2 separate regions of the Homo sapiens genome follow, and region 1 is linked to region 2. A link is an interaction called in ENCODE POLR2A ChIA-PET data of the cell type or tissue named here. Cell type or tissue: Caco-2. All regions are shown on one strand. Each heading gives the region's core, and the rest is flanking DNA. Links, peaks and the distances in the headings are about the cores only.

Region 1 (11,658 bases), core at 2,183-10,182, 300 kb after region 2:
AGACTCCTATATGGGCAAGGGCAGGCCTGGGACAGAGGGGCTTAGCTAGTCCATCCAAGCGTGGAGCTGATTGATTTGAGTCCAAGGCGATGCTAACCATTCTGCCCCGACTCTAGCTCTGTGTACGGGCATGTCTGTGTTTTGAATGGCTGAGGGTTCAAAGCCAGAAGGAGTTAGTTCTCCTGAGAAGAGGCTGCAGCCTCCTGGTCTATCTGCAGAGCTCATCGCTTTAGGAAAGTGACTCCCCATGAATCTGATGATGTTTCTGAGACTTGCCTTCCATAGCTGTCATTCAAACTAGGACCATTTATCAAAATGAGCCGAGTGCATAGCACGTTCCGGGCGCCGGATGCTTGGATCACATTGATGAATAAGGGACTTCAGGGGCTCCCAGGTGTGCTGTGTGTGTGTGGTGGAGAGTGTGCAGGGGCCAGAGGAATGAACAAATCATCCAATACTGTGAGATAAGGACTTCGCTAAAGGTACGATTGAGGTGTTGTGAGATTCACAGGAGGTAGAGATCTGGGTGATCCTCCTCTGGTTCAAGGCCTGGCTCCCTGGGTCTAAGTTTCTCAGAATCCCACTTCACCATGCATCCTCTCTCTTCTGTAGATTGCATCTTTCTTCCCCACTGGCTCTTTCCCATCAGCACCTAAGGATACTCCAGCATCTCTCTCCTTTAAGAAAACAGCCTCAGGCCAGGCGCGGTGGCTCACACCTGTAATCCCAGCACTTAGGGAGGTGGAGGTGGGCGGATCACGAGGTCAAGAGTTTGAGACCATCCTGGCCAACATGGTGAAAAATTGTCTCTACTAAAAATACAAAAATTAGCTGGGCATGGTGGCACGCATCTGTAATCCCAGCTACACAGGAGGCTGAGGCAGAAGAATCGCTTGAACCCGGGAGGCGGAGGTTCCAATAAGCCGAGATCATGTCACTGCACTCCAGCCTGGGTGATAGAGAGAGACTCCATCTCAGGAAGAAAAAAAAAAAAGAAAGAAAAGAAAACAGCCTCATTGCGTCTACATCATTCTTTTGCTGTTGGCTTTTCTCAGCCAGCTTTCTTGGAAGCACTGGTTGCTCTGCCTGACTCAGTTTCCTTGTTTATAGGGTCTTCTCCAACCTCTGCGGCCAGGTCTCTGCCCTGCTTACTGTCTCATTTGCACCTGCGGGATGTTACTTTATTTTATTTTTTGAAACAGGGTCTTGCTCTGTCACCCAGGCTGGAGTGCAGTGGAGCTATCATAGCTCACTTCAATCTCCTGGGCTCAAGTGATCCTCCTTCCTCAGCCTCCCAAGTAGCTGGGACCACAGGTGCACCACACCACGCCCAGCAATTTTTTTTGTTTTGTTTTGTTTTACATTTTGTAGAGATAGGGTCTCTCTATGTTGCCAAGGCTGGTCTCGAATTCCTGGTCTCAAGCAATTCTCTTGCTTTGGCCTTCCAAAGTGCTGGGATCACAGGTGTGAGCCACTGCACCTGCCCTCCTCCTCCTCCTCCTTCTTTTTTTTTGACGGAGTTTCGCTGTTGTTGTGCAGGCTGGTGTGTAATGACACGATCTCAGCTCCCTGCAACCTCCGCCTCCCGGGTTCAAGCGATTCTCCTGCCTCAGCTTCCCAGGTAGCTGGGATTACAGATGCCCGCCACTACACCCGGGTAATTTTGTATTTTTAGTAGAGATGGGGATTCGCCATGTTGGTCAGGCTAGTCTCAAACTCCTCACCTCAGGTGATCCACCTGCCTCGACCTCCCAGAGTGCTGGGATTGCAGGTGTGAGCCACGGTGCCCAGCCACCTCCTTCTTCTAATTATGATCTTCCCTGGGGCTAATTTCACACATTGCCACTCAAGGTCACACACCTTACCTTTCTCACTACAGCAGAGGAAGCATTTCTAGAACCTCCTGGTTGGGGCTGGGGTCCCATCACATCCACACTGTGGCTGGGAGAAGGGAAGGGCTTTGGTCAATGTTATCAATCATCAGCTCCAGTTGGGCCTGAGGCATATAAGTTCAAGGTCTCGTCCACAGTGTGCTGGCCCAGACTGGGCAGAGCCAGTGGCTGGCAGGGGTTGCCGGTCCACTCCAGCCCTCACCGTTGGGGCCATGGGGTGGGTTGATTGGGTTTTGCCTCTGCTTAGCCTGTTATGGTGATGGTGAGTAGAGATGGATGGGCTGTCTATCCACGGAGCACTTTTTTTTTTTTTTTTTTTTTGAGACGAAGTCTTGCTCTGTTACCCAGGCTGGAGTGCAGTGGTGCGATCTTGGCTCACTGCAACCTCTGCTTCCCAGTTTCAAGTGATTCTCCTGCCTTGGCCTCCCAAGTAGCTGAGACTACAGGTGCCCGCCTCCACGCCCGGCTAATTTTTGTATTTTCAGTAGAGATGGGGTTTCACCATGTTGGCCTGGCTGGTCTCACACCCCTGACCTTGTGATCCACCCGCCTTGGCCTCCCAGAGTGCTGGGATTACAGGCTTGAGCCACCGCACCCAGCCTCAGGGAGCATTTTAAACTTATCTCCTTTTCTTTTTTGAGATAGGGCCTCACTCTGTCATCCAGGCTGGAGTGCAGTGGTGCCATCTCGGCTCACTGCAACCTCTGCCTCCTGGGTTCAAGCAATTCTCCTGCCTCAGCCTCCTGAGTAGCTGGGATTATAGGTGTGTACCACCACACCTGGCTAATTTTTGTATTTTTAGTAGAAAGGGGGTTTCACCATGTTAGTCAGGCTGGTCTCGAACTCCTGACTTCAGGTGATCTGCCTGCCTCAGCCTCCCAAAGTGCTGGGATTACAGGCGTGAGCCACCGTGCCCGGCCTTAACTTCATGTATTTATTTCTTTTTCTCTTCCTGGGGCCTCCAGGGCTGTGGTGTCATCAACAGTTCCCCGTACTGTTTACTGGGACCCCCATGCTTCCGGCCCCCGGTGACACGTGGGAGCTCAGTAGCTGGCAGGGCAGGACCCATCATGAGAGTCCCAGAACTGGGGAACACCGAGAAGCAGAGAATGGGGCCCCACGCAGACCAGGAGCCCCATGCCTGAGCTGCAAGGAGGGACTTGCAGGCAAGGTTTTCCACCTGGATCTGTTCAGATGCAGTGACCTTGCAGAGTGATGGGGCCGGGACACTTCGTGCATCAAAGCACATAATTAACAATAAAAAGGAAAGGGGCCCAAGAAGAGGGGTCCCAGAAGAGAGGTCCAAGTTTCCTAGAGGGCAAGGACAGGCCATGATTGACAAGCCAGAAGTGGGCTCATGAGAACTGGGCTTTCTCTGCCAATAGTTGTGCTGTCCTGACCTAAGCTTACCTTCTCTAAATGTGTCAATCTAGAAAGAGAACAGGGCTTTGGTTTTGCAAGATTAAAAAGGTCTGCAAATTAATTGCACACACATTGTAATAAATCTCCACCCCTTTTTCATCTTGCAAATTCTATGAATTTTGGATGCCTCATATAAGTGAAATCACAGTGTTAGTTTTTTTGTGACTGCCTTATTTCGCTTAGCATTATGTCTTCAAGATTCATCCATGTAGCAAGGGTCAGAATTTCCTTCCTTTAAAGGCTGAATGATATTCCACTGTAGGGATATTACTATCCATTCATCTGCCATGGGACATTGATTTGGGTTGCTTTTACTTCTTGGCTATTGTGAATAATGCTGCCATAACCATAGGTTGCAAATATCCCTTCCCTCCCCTCCTTTCCCTTCCCTTCCCTTCCCCCCTCTTCCCCCTCTTCCCCCTTCCCTCCCCTTTTCTTTTTCTTTCTTTCACTTGTCCTTCCCTTCCCTTCCCTCCCTCCCTTTCTTCTTCCCTCCCTCCCTCCCCCTCTTCCTTCCTTCCTTCCATCCTTCCATCCTTCCATCCTTCCTTCCTCCCTCCCGTCCCCTTTCTTTCTTTTTCTCTCTCTTTCTTTCTTTTTTCCCCTCCCTCTCTCCCCCCTCCCTTCCTTCCTCCCTTCCCCTTTTCCTTCCTTCTTTCTTTCTTTCTTCCTTTCTTTCTCTCTCTCTTTCTTCCCTCCCTCCCTTCCTTCCTCCTTCCTTCCCTCCCTCCCTCTTTTTTCTCTTTTTTCTTTTCTTTCTTTCTTTCTTTCTTTCTTTCTTTCTTTTTCTTTCTCTCTTTCTTTCTTCTTTTATTCTTTCTTAATCTTTCTCTCTCTCTTTCATTGTTTTTCTTTTCCTTTTTTTGTGACAGGGTCTTGCTCTGTCACCCAGGCTAAATTGCAGTGGCACAATGATAGCTCACTGCAGCCTCGACGTCCTGGGCTCAAGCAATCCTCCTACCGTAGTCTCCCAAGTAGCTGGGTCTACAGGCATGTACCACCATGCTTGGCAAATTTTCAAATTTTTTATAAAAATGGGATCTTGCCATGTTGCCCAGGCTGGTATGGAACTCCTGGCCTCAAGTGATCCTCCCATATCAGCTTTCCAAACTGCTGGGATTACAGGCTCATGCCACCACTCCCAGCTAATTTTTTATATTTAGTAGAGATAGTGTTTCACCATGTTGGTCAGGCTGGTCTCGAACTCCTGACCTCAGATGATCCACCCACCTCGGCCTCCCAAAGTGCTGAGATTACAGGTGTGAGCCACCAAGCCCAGCATCTAATTCTTATTTTATTATTATTTTTTTTGAGATGGAGTTTTGCTCTTGTTGCCCAGGCTGAGGTGCAATGGCGCGATCTCAGCTCACCACAACTCTGCCTCCCGGGTTCAAACGATTCTCCTGCCTCAGCCTCCTGAGTAGCTGGGATTACAGGCTCCTGCCACCACGCCTGGCTAATTTTGTATTTTCATTAGAGATGAGGTTTCTCCATGTTGGTCAGGCTGGTCTTGAACTCCTGACCTCAGGTGATCCACCCACCTTGGCCTCCCAAAGTGCTGGAATTACAGGCTTGAGCTACCGTGCCCGGCCTCTAATTCTTATTTTTATTTTATTCATTTATTTTGGAGACAGTGTCTTGCTCGGTTGCCCAGATGATCATAGCTCACTGCAGCCTCTAACTCCTGAGCTCAAGTAATCCTCCCACCTCAGCTTCCTGAGTAGGCGGGACTACAGGTACACACCACCATGCCCGGCTAATTTTAAAATTGTTTGTAGTGGCGGGGTCTCGCTATGTTGCCCAGGCTGGTCTCAAACTTCTGGCTCCAAGTGATCCTCCCACCTCAGCCTCCCAAAGCACTGGTATTATAGGTGTAAGTCACCACCCTTGGCTTTAAGCTTCTAATTCTTTCTTTCTTTTTTTTTTTTTTTTTTGTTGGGACAGAGTCTCATTCTGTTGCCCAGGCTGGAATGTGGTAGTGCGACGATAGCTCACTGCAGCCTTGAACTCCTGGGCTCAAGCAATCTTCCCACCTTAGCCTCCCAAGTAGCTGAGACTACAGGTGCACACCACCTGTAGCTCTGCTAAGTTTTAAATTTTTCACAGAGGTAGGTTCTCGCTATGTTGCTGAGGCTGCTCTCCAACTCCTGGGCTCAAACGATCCTCCTGCCTCAGCTTCTCAAAGTGCTGGCATTGCAGATGTGAGCCACCACGCCCAGGCTCTCTGCATCATTTTAACAAAGAGTCATAGCCTCTGAGCCCTGGGCTGTGGCGGGGCCAGCCCTGTTTCCCTCTCACACTCCAGTGCAGGACAACATCAGCAAGTGCTTTCAGATTACAGGTGTGAGCCACTGCGCCTGGTCAGGAGTTCAAGACCAGCCTGGCCAACATGGTGAAACTCTGTCTCTACTAAAAATACAAAAAAATCAGTCGGGCGTGGTGGTGCATGCCTGTAGTCCCAGCTACTGGGGAGGCCAAGGCAGGAGAATTGCTTGAACCCAGGGGGCAGAGGTTGAAGTGAGCCGAGATCATGCCATTGCACTCCAGCCTGGACGACAAAGTGAAACTGTCTCAAAAAAAAAAAAAAAAAAAAAGAAAAGAAAAAGAAACAAAGGAAGTGCTCTCGGCCTGGCGTGGCAGTGATATAAGACATCAGGCCCCTTCCCATGTAACCGGAAACCCATGAACAGAGCCTGGTGGTTTTACAAACAGGAGGAGCAGAATGGAGAACAGAGAATCTCATCTTCTGGGGGTCCACACGTGTTCCCCAAGATTGTGGGAATGAGTGTGTGCAGCTGGCTTGGGCAAGGGTGCCGTGGCACTGCAGGGGCCAGCAGCTTTCCACCTATCCAGGACTTGCTAACAACTTGCTAACGGCCCTGACTGAGATGACTCAGTTTCCCAGCTAGAACTCCCCAGCAGCAAATGCAGGCTTGGCTGCTGTATCATTGATCACTCCCAGCCTGTCCCTGCCAAGCAATTCTATATCCCTCACCTGCTTGGAGAGTGGAAAGGCCACAGGCGTCAATAGCCTCAGACCCAGCATTTAAATCCTGGCTCCACACACTAGTTCTGTGGGCTGGTCGCTTCCTGTCTGAACCTCCATTTGCTCATCTATAAAGTGAGCACAGCGATACCTGTCTTGCAGAATTGTCAATATATTGTATATGAAATGAGGTGACAAGTACCTGATGTGGCACAATTGGTGGTACAGAGTAGGCCTGAATAAATGGCCCTTGTTACTGTCATTCCCCGACCTGCCCAGCACTAGGCACAATAGTGTTAGAAACCCACATTGATTAGCCGGGCACAGTGACTCATACCTGTCATCCCAGCACTTTAGGAGGCCAAGGCAGGAGGATTGCTTGAGGCCAGGAGTTAGAGACTAGCCTGGCCAACATAGACCCCGTCTCTACAGAAAACTTTAAAAATTAGCTAGGCATGGTGGTGTGCACCTGCTACTCAGGAGGCAAAAGTGGGAGAATCGCTTGAGCCTCGGAGGTTGAGGCTGCAGTGAGCTGTGATTGTGCCACTGCACTCCAGCCTGGGTGACACAGCGAGACCCTGTCTCCAAAAAATATATAAATAAATACAGACTGACTGATTTTTGTATTTTCCCCTTCAGGATATAGATGCTTAGGACTGAGATGAGAATGCTAAGACCCCGGCATGTTCTGGTGTGTGTGTGTGTGTGTGTGTGTGTGTGTGTGTGTGTGTGTGAGAGAGAGAGATTCAGTCTCTGCCTTTTCATGCAACGTGAAGGGTCTCAGTATGGATCCCCTGAGTACCAGAAAGCACCCTGTCAGGTAGAGGGTGCCAGGAATCCCCGGTCTTGCTGCCAGCGCTGGGAGCCCTGGGCTGAGGTCCAGAGTTAGTGACCCCCTGCAAAGCTGCTGTTTTCCTTTAGGGAGTGGAGATTGGTTGGGGTTTGGAGTCCAACCAAATTCCCCTTGGAGGGCAGCCCATCAGCAACAGGGATGCTGTGAACGTCCCTGGGAGGTGGTGGGTTGTGTAGACAGAGGCCGGAAGTCAGGACCTTTTGAAGCAGCATTATTGTCAGGGGTAAATACCTGAGGTTCATCATCTCACGCCAGGGAAATCAAAGACATGGACCCACAAGAAGTGAGTTTAAGAGCAGAGGTTTAATAGGTGATAAAGAGAGAAAAGAGAACAGCCCTCCCTCCTGCAGATAGAGAGGGGCTGCCGAGTGGGTCTTCTGGTTTCATGGCGAAATGCACAGGGCGGGGGGAGGATGGGGGGTGGTTTATAGATGAGCCTGAAGAGGCAGAGTCTGATTTACACAGCGCCCGAGAGATTGGTCAGACCAGGTGTGACGTTTGCATAGTGTGCGAAGAAGCTGGCCATCCCACCCCAATCTTTTATTGTGCAGACGGGTTCTCTACCTGGCTGCTGCCATCTTGTCTGTTCCTTCCTGTACACATGGTTGACAAAGAAAAGGGAAGATGGGGCCGGGCGCGGTGGCTCACGCCTGTAATCCCAGCACTTTGGGAGGCTGAGGCGGGCAGATCACGAGGTCAGGAGATCAAGACCATCCTGGCTAACACGGTGAAACCCTGTCTCTACTAAAAATACAAAAAATTAGCCAGGTATGGTGGCGGGCGCCTGTAGTCCCAGCTACTTGGGAGGCTGAGGCAGCAGAATGGCATGAACCCGGGAAGCAGGGCTTGCAGTGAGCCGAGATCGCGCCACTGCACTCCAGCCTGGGTGACAGAGCGAGACTCCGTCTCAAAAGAAAAGAAAAAGAAAAGGGAAGAAGGAGCCGCCATGTTGAACCTACCTGGCCCCCAGGTAACCCTTTTCTATTGGCACGGCTGCCGGCATTTACATATGCAAGCTTTTAGCTTGCTTACCTGTGCTTGTAGATTTTCAGGCTGCTTTTTGTTAGAAAAGAAATGATTCACACTTGTAATCCCAGCACTTTGGGAGGCCAAGTCTGGTAGATGGCTTGAGGTCAGGAGTTCAAGACCAGCCTGACCAACATGGTGAAACCCCGTCTCTACTAAAAATACAAAAATTAGCCGGGCATGGTGGTGCACGCCTGTAATCCCAGCTACTCAGGAGGTTGAGGCAAGAGAATCGCTTGAACCCGGGAGGTGGAGGTGCAGCCAGCCAAGATCACACCACTGCACTCCAGCCTGGGCAACAGAGCAAGACTCAGTCTCAAAAAAAAAAAAATAAAAGAAATTATTTTGCAGCTGCTTTTTATTAAAAGGAAACCCTTACCAAGGACTCTCTTACCCCCACTATCTGCCTAAAGAATTTCTTTCTAGCTCTTTTATCACTTTGTAAGTGACCTGCCCATCCGTTTCTCTTCTGGAAATAGGGTCATAGGAGTAGCCCTGCTGGGGAAGGGGCACCTTGGAGGTCTCTGCTCCCCGAGGCAGGGCTCCGTGCCGCCAAGCAAGGCCTCCGTAACGACCCACTGAGCCCTGGTTATCGTAAACTTCCTGCAGAAGGGGGCTTACCTTCCCATGATGCCATGTCTAGACACAAGGTCAGGTATAAGTTATGGAGATGATGTAGCATGTTCGGTGGTTAAACCGTAAAACTTTAATGAGAGATTTCTGTGTCTTGAACATGTGCTGGGGAAACTGTGGGAGGAGGGAGGGGGAGACGCATTCACTTCCTTTCCACTTCTTCTCTGGCCATCTGTAGGGGTGCAGGCACCGCCCTGGAGGCCAAGCCCTTGGCGCTCAGCTGAGATTTGGTGTCAGTGAGTGGCCTCCACCAGACCTGGCAGTTCCCAGGCCTGGCTCCCATTAAGCAGCTAGATGGAGCTCTGCCCTGCTGCACCGGGTGGACCTTGGCCAAGTCACAGCCTCGCAGGGCCTCGGTTTTCTCATCTGTGAAATGGGGTTGGGAGAGAGACTCTCCCAGCACAAATGTTTCCATCTCCTGATCTTCTATGATCTGGCAGAGCGCATCAGCAGACACGCATGTTGAGCAGAAGGAATGCCTCTCTGAGTTTCAGACCTGCCTCGTGGGGCCCTGGGGACACTGTAGGGCAGAGGAATAGCTTTATGGACTGTAAAGTGCTGTGCAGACACACAGCCCTCCTGGAAATTCTGGGGGTCTCTCTCTGAAAAGGGGTGAAAGCTATGCTGGTAGCTATTTAGGAGATATCTTTGTGGAAAAGGAAATGGAGACTGCTGTGGTTTTTTTTCTGACTCCAAATACATTGCTCCAATTCTCTGACACCACCACCATTCCATTCAGACACTACTGGGAGTTAGAGCAGACCCCAGAGTTTAAGGGCTCAAGACCATAAGACTGCTCCCACGTCAGATGCCGGCCATAAACGGGGTGCCCAGTTTACCTGCACTTATGCAAATTCAAGGGTTTACACGATTTCTCTCTTTTTTTTTTTTTTTGAGACAGAGTTTTGCTCTTTTCGCCCTGGTGTGCAGTGGCACGATCTTAGCTCACTGCAATCTCCGCTTCCTGGATTCAAGCAATTCTCCTGCATCAGCCTCCTGAGTAGCTGGGATTACAGGCGTGTGCCACCATACTCAGCTAATTTTTGTATTTTTAGTAGAGATGGGGTTTCACCATATTGGCCAGGTTGGTCTCGAACTCCTGGCCTCAAGTGATCCGCCCACCTCAGCCTCCCAAAGTGATGGGATTACAGGCGTGAACCACCGCGCCCAGCTGGTGTCCACGATTTCTGCCTCATGTTTGGTAATTCGCTAGAACCACTCACAGAACTCAGGAAAGCACTTTGCTGATGGTTACCATCTTATTGTAAAGGAAACACTTGAGTAGCAGCCAACTGGGAGAGATGCACGTGAAGTGGCGTCGCTGTCTGGGGTAAATACTCAAGATTCGTTGTCTCACGACCATGGGCAACTAGGACACAGACACACAAAGAATGATGGTCAGTGCAGAAGTTGAATCAGCGAAAGCAAGAGAAGAGCTCTCTCTGCTGCAGAGAGAGGGGTCCCGGAGAAATGGATTGCCTTTTTTTTTGTTTTTTTTTTTTTTTCGAGACAGAGTCTGGCTCTGTCATCCAGGATGGAGTGCAGTGGTTCGATCTCACTGCAACCTCTGCCTCCCAGGTTCAAGCGATTCTACTGCCTCAGCCTCCTGAATAGTTGGGATTACAGGCGCGCACCGCCATGTCCAGCTAATTTTTTGTGTAGGGAGGGGGTTTCACCATGTTGGCCAGGCTGGTCTTGAACTCCTGACCTCAGGTGATCCGTCCACCTCGGCCTCCCAAAGTGCTGGGATTACAGGCATGAGCCACCACGCCCAGCCCCGGGTAGCCCTTTTCTATTGGCATAGCTGCCGGCATTCACCCCTGCAAGCTTCTGTCTTTCTTCTCTATGTCTGCTGCTTGATTTTTCAGGCTGCTCTTTGTTAGAAAAGAAATGATTTGGGGGCTGCTTTTTGTTAAAAGGGAAACCTTGCCAAGGACTGTATCGCCGTTGCTCTCTGCCTAAATAATCTCTTTCTATCTCCTGTATCACATAGGCCAGTATGGAGGGTGGGGACGGGATGTAGAGCTTCTCTATCTTTTCTGAGTATCCGCTGTCCCAGAACATTCAGGTGCTTACCAACCTGGAAGCTCCATAATCTCCACTGTTAGGGTTTTTATATGGGGTCTCGTTACATAGGCTCGATTGATTACATCATTGGCCATTGTTGATTAACACAATCTCATCTTTCTTCTCTTCCTGGGGGTCAAGGTTGGAGCTGAAAGTTCCCACCCTCTAGTCACGTGGCTGGCTTCTCTGGCCCCCACCCTCTCACCCTGAAGCTGTCTAGGGGCCCAGCAGGGATCACCTCACTTAGCATAAACTCAGATTTGGGGGAAAGAGGCTTGTTATGAATAACAAAACACACTCCTATCACTCAGGAAATTCCAAGGGTCTTAGGGGCTCCACGCTAGCAATTTCAACAAAGACCAAATACATATATTTTATTATACCACAGACACAGAGGCCTTTGGAGCTGAGGCTGGATGCTACTCTGTGTACTGAAGACACTCACTCGGGCCTTAAGGTCAAGGTACAGGAGGCCCTGATTTCCAGCAATGACATTTCACAGTGCCAGCCCCCACGTGCCATAATATCTGTTCCCATGCAATTAAGCATAAGGGCTTTATACTTGCCTTGTGCACATGGCTGAGCAATGGCAGAGATTTGAATAGGGTGGCTGATGTGGAGCCACATCACGATACACCCTGTGTGAGTGTGTTACCGGAAAGGAGTGTCATCTAGACTCCCAATAGTGGGTTCTTGGATCTTACACAGGAAAGAATTCAGGGTGAGTTGCCGAGTATAGTGAAGCTAAGATAATGTATTAGAGACTACTCAATTACAGA
Region 2 (9,436 bases), core at 1,402-9,401:
CAACACCTGCCTCACTCACGTGTCCCTTTGGGCCCTGTCTTGCCCCACTGCGCATGTCCCTTGCAGTCAAAGGTCCTGCCCTACTTTTCCTAACACACACGCACACACACACCCTTTCCGGTTCCTTCTCCTCGGAGCAGGTAAATTACTTGGCTCAGGTTTTTGCTGAGTCAAACTTAGGAGGTCAGAGGGCAGGAAGGAAAAAGCATGCGTTCTTTGCATGTTTTTAAGACAGCACAAAGAGGCAGGTGAGTTACTCTTTACATGCCCTAGGGCCACCTCACCTGTGGCCAGCCAGGGCACAGACCACCTCCAGGCTGGTGAGAGGTTTGAGACCAGAATGCCTGGGTCCTGAAGCAAGCTTGTAGCGATGTCTCATGCGCTCCTCTCCGCAGATATGCCAGCCTCTACTTCTGCTGCGCCATCGAGGGCCAAGACAATGAGCTCATCACACTGGAGCTGATCCACCGATACGTGGAGCTCTTAGACAAATACTTTGGCAGTGTAAGTCTCCTCTGCCCACCAGTTTCCATTCCCAGCAATCCCCTTTGGTAATCCACCAAACTTTGAGGCCCCTCCAGTCTCTGCCCTGGAAGTTTCAGGGGAGAGGTGAAGTTGGAGCAGTAAGAACAGTAATTAATTTCCCTTTTTAAGCTTTAAGCCTATTAACCATGTCCCATAATCGTCCCTGAGTGGGGAAACTGGGGGCAGGATCAGGCACTTAATCTCCACTTAGAGCTTAGCTCGGACTTTTCACACAGAGACCAAGTTCAGATGTTTTGATTAGTTCAAATTTTTATTTTTTTAGAGACACAGTCTCACCCTATCACCTGGAGGAATGCCGCCTATGGCTGGAGTGCAGTGGCACAATCGTAGCTCACTGCAGCCTTAACCTCTGGGCTCAAGCCATCCTCCTGCCTCAGTCCCCTGAGGAGGTGGGACTGCAGGTGCACACCACTATGCCCAGCTAATTTTTGTATTTTTTTTTTTAAGAGATGAGGTCTTGCTATGTTGCCCAGGCTGGGTCTCTAACTCTGGGGCTCAAGTGATCCTCCCACCTCAGCCTCCCAAAGTCTGGGATTATAGGCGTGAGCCACTGTACCCAGCCCCATATTCAGATTTTTATCACTGGTTGCTGATCTTGGATTTGCATTGGAGTTTTCTGGAGAATTTTTTTGAATGGCAATGTCCAGGTTCCACTCCCAGAGATTCTGAATTAACTTATCTGAGGGACAGCTCAGATCTTAGATGGGGCGTAGTAGTAACTCCATAATTTGTGTTATAAAGTGCTTTTGCGTCCTCTCGTTTGCTCCTTATCCCATCCTAGCAGTAGGTGTTGGTATCCCCATTTTTGAGGCCAGAAAACTGAGACTTAGAGATGTTTCATGACTTGTTTAGCTAGATGGTTAGTGGCAGAGCCCTGCTTGGAACTCAAGTCTTCCACCCCATGGTCCAGAATTCCCTCTTTCCCTGCCCCACAGTGTCCAGGAAGCGGGGCTACCACAGCCTTTGGTGGGAAGAACGTCACAGATTTTGGGGGGAAGGCAAGGGGAACCATAGACAAAGGTAGATAAGGCAACTAATGTTTCATGATCAGGAGGAAAGATGCAAGAGGAAGAGGGAAAAAAACTGATCCAAGGCAAGGCGCGGTGGCTCACGCCTGTGATCCCAGCATTTTGGGAAGCTGAGGCAGGTGGGTCACTTGAGGCCAGAAGTTCGAGACCAGCCTGGCCAACATGGCAAGACCCTATCTCTACAAAATATTTTAAAAATGAGGTGGGCGTGATAGCATGCACCTGTAGTCCCAGCTACTCAGGAAGCTGAGGCAGGAGGATCACTTGAGCCCAGGAGTTTGAGGCTGCAGTGAGCTGTGATCATGCCACTGCACTGCAGCCTGGACGACAGAGCAAGAGACCCTGTCTCTAACAAAATAACGAAACAAAAAAACTGAAAAAGCTGACCAATGACTAAGGCTTGGAGGTTGGGGGCAGAACCCAAGGTGGGAGGCACGGTCTTGAAAAGGAAGTGGCTCCAGTTGCCCCTCCATGCTCAACTTAGCCTCTCCCCGCCCTCCCAGGTGTGCGAGCTGGACATCATCTTCAACTTTGAGAAGGCCTACTTCATCCTGGATGAGTTTTTGATGGGGGGGGATGTCCAGGACACCTCCAAGAAGAGTGTGCTGAAAGCCATCGAGCAGGCTGACCTACTGCAAGAGGTACGGGCCAGGGACAGTGAGGAGGAGGAGGAAGCGCACAGTGGCGGACAGGGTCCTCCCTCCCCTGGACACCCGGCCTGCCCTGCCCACCGTCGCCAAGGAGCCCCCCCTCCCTGTGGTATCTGACCCCCACCACGCCCAGCTCTCCAGCTTACTCTCAAGCCCTGACCCCATGGGGTGGGAGGTAGGGTGGCAGATAGCCCACCTGTGCACCCCTCATTCCAAGCTCTGTCCTTCTCCCAAGCCCCCAGATGTCTCGTGGCCACCCAGTCTCCTTTGTCCAATTCTCTGAGCAAGGCTTAACACCAAAGGGTTAAGGGTTTGCTCTGGAGTTAAGGGTTGCTTGGAGAATTGGAGAAGGGGCACCTGGTAGGTCATTCTTTTCTTCCCTGATTTCTTCCCCCACCTCTCTTTTTTTTTTCTTTTTTTTTTTTTTAACACACACATACTCCAAAGCCTCTGCGTCTCAGGAGGAAAAGGCTATGGGGATTTGGGGGCTGGCAGAGGGCACCTGGATGTTGGTTCTCCCTGCTCCCCAGCGCCCCCGCCCTCACCCCATTACTGCCTGCCCCCTCTCTGCTGTGCCATCACCGAGCCCTGGTGCAGGGAGATGAGTCACCGGAATCTGCAGTGATGAGCGAGCCCGGCCTGAGCTGGCTCTGAGGAGGGGGAGAGATGGGGGGCGAGGGAGGGCTCATCTTTGCAGTGGGAGAGAGGGCAGAACTGAACTTGCCACCTCACTGGTCGAGCTTCACCTTCCCACACACGCACACACACACACCCTGGCGCGCACACACACACACACACACACATGCCCTGGCACACACACCCATCGTGTCACCAGTGTTGCGCTCAGACCCTAATGACGCATCTCCCTGCAGCCTGGTTCACCTTCCCTCAGGGACCTGGCACTCACCTCCCTCTGCCTTTTCCCCACTCTGAAAAACAGGACCCAGTCAGCTGTACCCCCCAGGGCCCCAGAAAGATCCCCCACCTCCTTGTCCCGGCTTCACTCCCTTTACCCCCAGGTGTCAAGGCGGGGCCCCTGCTTACCAAGGTCCTGGCTTTGGGTTCTCTGGGTGGTGACGGACTCAACCTGGACCCCCCCTGCCACTGTTGGCTGGCTCTGGGGCTGGCCCTGGGAGGCTGGTGGGTGCCCCATGAAGGGCTCACTGGTCCGGCCTTGGGCTCACATTGGCTTCTCTCCCCCTCCCCCGTGTCTGTGCCTCCCCCGTCTGACTCTTCCTCGTGACTGCTGTCTTGCCCACCCTGTCGGCCTCTCCTGGTGTCTCTGCGTCACCCTCTGTCTGTCTCTGCCTTAGGAGGATGAGTCGCCACGGAGTGTGCTGGAGGAGATGGGTTTGGCATAGCCCCTGCTGGGCCGGGGTGTGGCGATGGGGTCCTGGCAGCGTGGCGGGAACGGCTGCTTCTCCTCTGCCCAGGGCCCTGTTCTTGGTGGGACTCGGCTGCCCCTCCTCTGCTGCCTCACCTTTCGGAGTGAGCTGTGGGCTCAGGCCCTTCAAACATTCCCTCCCTCCACCCCCTACCTCCACTTTCCCCTTTTCCCACTGAAGGTTTTAGAAGCTAGGAGGCAGGAAAATGTGACCCAGATGGGGGTGCTATTTGGCTTTTATTCCCTGCCTTTGCAGAACTGATGTCACCCCAGATGTCCTTCCCTCCCTAATAACTGTAAATATATAAATATGTCAGGTTAAAGGGAAAAGGTGTTCAGGGCACTTCTTGTCCTCTCTGTCCCATAACCTACCTCCACCCTCCCCCTAGCCAGCCAGGCAGCTTCTCTGCCTGGGAGGGGAGCCTGGACCCCCCTCTTTCTCCTTGGCTGCAGTGGGGCCTTTATCCAGTGCCAGGGAGGAACAACATAGTTAATTTTTTTCTAACCTTGCCACTTTGAGGGAAGGAAGGGTTGGGGGAAGGGCAAGCTTTATGGGACCCTGGTCCTGGCCCTGGCCTTTCACTCCAGTTCTGGGTGAGGCAGGAGCTGGGAGGGGTGGGGAGGGGGAGGGGGAAGTGTCTGCCTTTATGTCCTTTCTTCTGAAATAAAAGTAAAAGCATTTCTGGACTTTGCTGGCCTTGGGCTCTGTGAAGGAAGGCAGGGCTGCTGGCATCATCGGGAGGCCAAGGGGATCCTGCCAGCCTTGGGAAGAAACGGAGAGCACGCAGTTAAATGAGAATTCCAGATACACAACAAATCATTTTAGGGATAAATGTGTTGCATGCAGTGTTTGGGACACATTTAACTCTAAAACTGCATCTGTTGTGTATCTGGAATTTCAGATTTCATTTCCTGTATTTTATCTGGCCACCCTACCTTAAACGGATTTTTATGCCCAATGCGTCTCCAAACGGGCTGCCCCCAACTCCCTGAGCTGCCTTTATGGAAGGAGGAGCAACTCTTCAGGATGCGGGTCTGTTGTGGGTGATTTCGTTTGCCCAGTTTAGTTTTATTTGAATCAGTTCACAAGTACCTGCGATTAGAAAAGGCTTAAGATGGGAGGCCAAGGTGGGGAGGTCGCTTGAGCCCAGGAGTTCCAGACCAGCTGAGCAAGCTGGCAAAACCTCATCCCTACAAAAAATGCAAACATTAGCTGGGCATAATGGTGCACACTTGTAGTCCCAGCTACTCAGGAGGTTGGGGTAGGAGGATCACTTGAGCCCAGGAAGTCGAGGTTGCAGTGAGCTGTGATTGCACCACTGCACTCCAGCCTGGGCAACATAGTGAGACCCTGTCTCAAAAAAAAAAAAAAAAAAAAAGTTAAGAAGTGGCTTTAGCCAGCATGTCTCTGTGGCTGCCACTCCCTCCTCCCCGCATTTCTTGCAAAGTACCTAGGACCAGGAATGTAGGGATCAGTGGAGGGAGGTGGGTGGGTGAACACAGGAAACTCCGGCATTACCCGCGCGGCCCCAGGATCTTGGGAAAAAGGAGCCCACTGGCACCCAGAGTTGTGGCACCTTCTGCGGGTCGCCTTTTTCTTTTGAACCAGAGGTCGCTGGACTGATCGCAGACAATTGGCTCTTTTATTGCATTCCGCTGGGCCTCTCTCTGTCAAGCCCTGGGGAAAGATGACTTTACCACCAGCCCCCAAGCTGGAAGTGGAATTTCGGGTTTCTTAATGGGTGCGAGCCACATTCTTCTCCTCTAAAAACAGTTTGAGGACTTTCCCCACTTACCCCTTGCCTTAGTTTGGGGGCAGGAAGCAGGAGGAGACGGGGACTGTGGCTGGCGCTTCCCTCACCGCCCCTTGGGAAGGACCACACAGGCCCAAGGGGACGGGTGAATAACCGAGAACAAAGTCCTAATAAAATAGTCACTTTTATTTCTTAGCAAAACTATTTCCTCCGTGAGGGGTATTTACAACAGAGAAAGGAAAGAAGGGGTCAATTCACAGCGACTTGGAGAGGCTGGAGGGGCTCGTGGGAGGCCCGAAGGGCTGGAGACAGACACACTTCACACAATTAACTGGAACTGCTTTTTCCGGTTTCCGACGGGGACGTCCCCAGAGGGACTTGATGGGGCCGGGGCCCCGCGTGGCAAGGGAACTCGCACAAACCACCCGCCCTCCTGGGCTGGCCCCCGGTCACCCGCGGGTGAGCTCTGGGAGTTCGGGCTCAGGACCCGGGAGGGGGGTCTGGCAGGTCCCGACGCAGCCCGGGGACAGGGGCAGGGCCAAGGGGCAGGGCCGGGGCGCATGCAAACACCGAGGGGGAGCGGGCAACACGGAGGGGGGCGCCGGCGCGCGCGCGCGGCGGGGGCGCGCGGGGGCGGGACCGGGAAGGGCAGTCACGGGCGCCGGAGCAGCACGTGCTCGATGTAATTCTCCAGCTCCTCCTGCTCCTGCAGCCGGCGCTCCTCCGCCTCCGCCTCCTCCTGCGCGCGCCGCGCCTGGGCCTCCCGGCCGGGATAGTGGCGCGAAGGCGGCAAGGCGTGGTGGTAGTGGCGGCGGCGCAAGGCCGAGGGCGGCTGCAGTGTCCGCGGCCGGATGTAGTTGGGGAAAGGGTGGTACGGCCCTGGCGGGTACACCTCGTCCTCCTCCCGATCCCAGGGCGGGAGCACCTCGTTCCAGTCCGGCAGCTCGTCTCGTGCGGGAGCGGGGGCGGGGGGCGGGGGCTGCGGGGAGCGGACGTGGGTGGGGGCGGGGGCGGCACGGGGGGGCGGCACGGGCTCGGGAGGGGCGTTCTTCTTCCGCTTCCGCTTCTCCTCCACCTCCTCGATGATGCTGACCACGTCGTCCGCTGGCAGGTGGAGTTTGGTGGACAGCTCAATGAGGCTGTCGATCGTCTGCGGATCCATCTCCTCGTCGTCCTCCTCCTCCCCGCCCTCCTCTGTCCCCTCGGCCTCCTTCCGCCGGTGGCCCGGCGTCTCCTCCTGGGAGCGCTTGTCCTCGGCGCCGGCTTCCCCGTCCTCCTCCTCCGCGAACAGGAGCGCGTTCTGCCGCGCCCTCTCCGCCTCCTCCGCCTCTGCCTCCGCCTCGGCCGCCTCCTCATCCTCTTCCCCCACCCTCTCCTCCCCGCCGCGTCTCTCCTGCTCCGCCTCCTCCTCCTCCCTTGCACTCTCTCGCTCCTCCGCCGCCTCCTGCAGCCCCCGACCCCCGAGGCCGCGCTGCCGGGCCCCGCCCTGCAGCAAATACTGGAGCAGCAGGTCCGAGGCGAGGTCGGCCAGCCGCTCTTCCTGCGCCGCGGCCTGCCGCGTGGCCTCCGCCTGCCGCCGCCCGGCCTCCACCTGCGCCAGCCCTTGCTGGAGAAGGCGCTCGCCCGCCTCGGAGCCGCCCAGGAGTGCGCTCTCCGGCCGGCGCGCCTTGGGGAACGGGGCGGCCACGCCTTGGTACGCCTTGGACAGGGGTGCCAATGCCTCGCCTAGGTGTGTTTTGGGGGAGGACACTCCTTCCCCGAACTTGTGGGTTTCGGGAAGGGGCCCGCTGTCGGGCATACGCGCCTGGAATTGAGAGGGGGCCGGGGGCGGCAGGGGCGCGCGCTCCGGGACACGCGCCTGGAACTCTCCCCAGGAAGCGCGCCATACGCGCTCTGGCCCCGGGCTCTCCAGATTCACTCGGGTCAGCGTGTGCGTGCGGGTTTCCGTCTCTGCTGCCGCCGTCTCCTGCTGGCGCTTGGCGCTACTTGGACTGAAATCTCGCAGTTCCTGGAGCAGGGACGCTAGCGCCTCGAGCTCCTCGGAGGGATCGCTCGCCTCGGGCCCATTCTCCGGAGTCTGAGGGCGAGGCGGAGCCGCGGGCTCCGGGCTCTCCGGCGCCGGGAGGCTGTGGGTCTGGCTGCGCACGGTCTCGGTCAGCAGAGCTTCAGCTGCTTCTTCCTCCGGCCCCTGCTGGGAGCCGCTTGGTGCCGGGGGTGAGGCGGGACGGTCGAGTGCCTGCAGCAGCACCGCGGCCAGCGCCCGGGGATCCACGCCCTGGAAAAGCTCTCCCTCGTCCTGCGGCTCGGAATTCCGAGCGCCTCGGACCTCTGGGGCGCTGCCATCCTTTGGCCCGGGCACTGCGTCCCCGGCTACCGGCTCTTTATGCTCAGAGCTGAGAGGAGGAGGCTGCGCCTCAGGGCGACCAGGGGGTGCTGCCCCTAACCCGTTGATCAGCAGAAGGCAGAAGAGGGCGGAAGCCGACAATCTGAGGGCTTTCATGACCAAGAGGCTGCCGGAGACTGAAAAATAGAAGGGACCAAAAAAAGAGGATTTCTGTAAGAATTCCCCTCTCTAGGTCTACGTTCCCTTCCCCCACCTTTCAGCAGGAAACCCGGGGCTTCCCTGATCCCCCAAACCTTACCCAGAAGAGGAACGTTTAGGAGCAAAGGAGGAAGATGTTGTGCCGATCTCTGGAGCCGTGTAAATGGGAAAATAACCCCCGAAGCCCTCGCTTACCCAGGGCCTCCTCGGCCCCTTCCCTGAGCCATCTCACTGCCATCGCCCACGTACTAAGCAGCAGCAATATGGGGGAAAAAAAAATCTCTGCTCCCTCCCCGTAGGACTCCCCGGATGGTGCGTGGGCGACTTCAGCAGCAAGAGAAAAAGCTGCGACTCCCCCGTTTACCGGGGACCCTTACCAGGGGGCTCCCCGCTGTGTTTGCAACACCCCCATCGAGAGGAGAGAGAACCCTCCCTCACGCCCACGGCTGGCTGCCGAGGGTTTGAGGGACGAACAGCGGAGTATTTACCAGCTGGTGTCACGACGCGAGAGGTGGAGAGGAGGGTCGGGGCAGGGTGGGGACAGGGGAAGATCGGGACGCGTCCGCCTCGGCTCCGAGCGGTGGCCGGGGTAGGAGCGACGGTCGAGGTCTGGCGTCCCGTGGGCTGGGCTCAGCTGGGTCGGCGCGGCTCCGGGCGGCTAGCTCGCTCCGGCTTCAGCACGCTGGACAGCGCCCGCGCCTCCACCGCCTTATAAAGGGGAGCGCGCGGGGTCACGTGGGCGCGCCCCGCCCCATTGACGTCAATGTTCATTCATGGGGAAGCGGGCGGCCGCCCGGAGGAGGAAGGACGCCCGACGATTGGAGGGTGCCTGCCTCTCCCGGCCTGCGCCTGCGCGCTGGGGCCTTCGGCTGAAGGGGTGTGCGCTAGCGGAGCTCCGGGAAATGAATGAATGAATGAATGAATGAAATGCTGAAGCGGGCAGGGCGGGGGGCTATGAATGAATGAAGGAGGGACGAGGAGAAAAGGATGAATGAATGAATGGGAGAATGAATGGAAGGGTGGATGCAGAGGCGCTGGAAGGCGGGAGGGTGGGTTGCAGAGCAACTTGGAGCTGCTGGATGGAGCCCGCGTTGCTGAGTGGAATAGAAAAAGGGTAGTCCCAGCGTCTGACTGGGCACCAGTGGGAGCTCAATACTGGGGAGGGGAAGGATAAAGATTCAAGAGCCGACCAGGGGGCCGGGTTCCCCACCCCGAGACCACGCGCCCAAGGACGGCGTGAACCTGAGTGCAGAGGGACAGATCTGCACGCCTGCGGGCGCTGTCCGCGAATCGGCAGTGCGGGTGGCAGCCCCCTGACAGGGGCAGATGGGTGGATCTTGCGGTTTTGGTAATCCCATCGGGAAGGGTCCGAGTCGGAAGAGAAAAGGGAAAGAATGAGGATGTGTGTGCCTCTGGGTCGTGTCTGTTTCACGATCCGTGCTGTGTCTGGAGAAAAAGGTGTGTCTGTCCTTCTGTCCCCTGACTGCCGCTTGTGTCAAGGCCCCCCGCTGTGCCCCCTTCGGCCCATCTCT

Evidence for each region. ChIA-PET counts read pairs that join two places held together with the same protein. Peaks named below come from ENCODE experiments on the same cell type or tissue, not always from the same donor. Only the 100,000 strongest peaks of a DNase experiment are listed, where the experiment ranks them.
Region 1: POLR2A ChIA-PET joins it to region 2 with 14 read pairs; 3 of 35 experiments call an interaction of 5 or more read pairs at or near these places.

What each region holds. Positions count from the first base shown.
Region 1 is chr7:101,459,805-101,471,462 of GRCh38, forward strand. All of the region lies in intron 3 of COL26A1 (collagen type XXVI alpha 1 chain), which reads left to right. Among named protein-coding and RNA genes, the nearest start is that of COL26A1, 100 kb to the left of the region's middle. RefSeq lists an enhancer at 1,550-2,062. In Caco-2, for the core only: no CTCF peak of the experiment used is centred there; no DNase peak of the experiment used is centred there.
Region 2 is chr7:101,156,982-101,166,417 of GRCh38, forward strand. It overlaps AP1S1 (adaptor related protein complex 1 subunit sigma 1), which reads left to right. Exons shown (of 5, transcript NM_001283.5): 3 at 396-504; 4 at 2,078-2,215; 5 at 3,538-4,295. The coding sequence ends at 3,585. VGF (VGF nerve growth factor inducible) reads right to left here and starts at 8,588. Exons shown (of 2, transcript NM_003378.4): 1 at 8,393-8,588; 2 at 5,528-7,882. The coding sequence starts at 7,862. The coding sequence ends at 6,015. It overlaps MIR4653 (microRNA 4653), which reads left to right and starts at 2,492; the gene lies at 2,492-2,574. RefSeq lists an enhancer at 1-579 and silencers at 5,757-5,846, 6,407-6,456, 6,617-6,756, 8,519-8,618. In Caco-2, for the core only: no CTCF peak of the experiment used is centred there; DNase peaks (open chromatin) are centred at 6,080, 6,610, 6,740, 8,690 and 3 weaker places; H3K4me3 peaks cover 3,376 bases.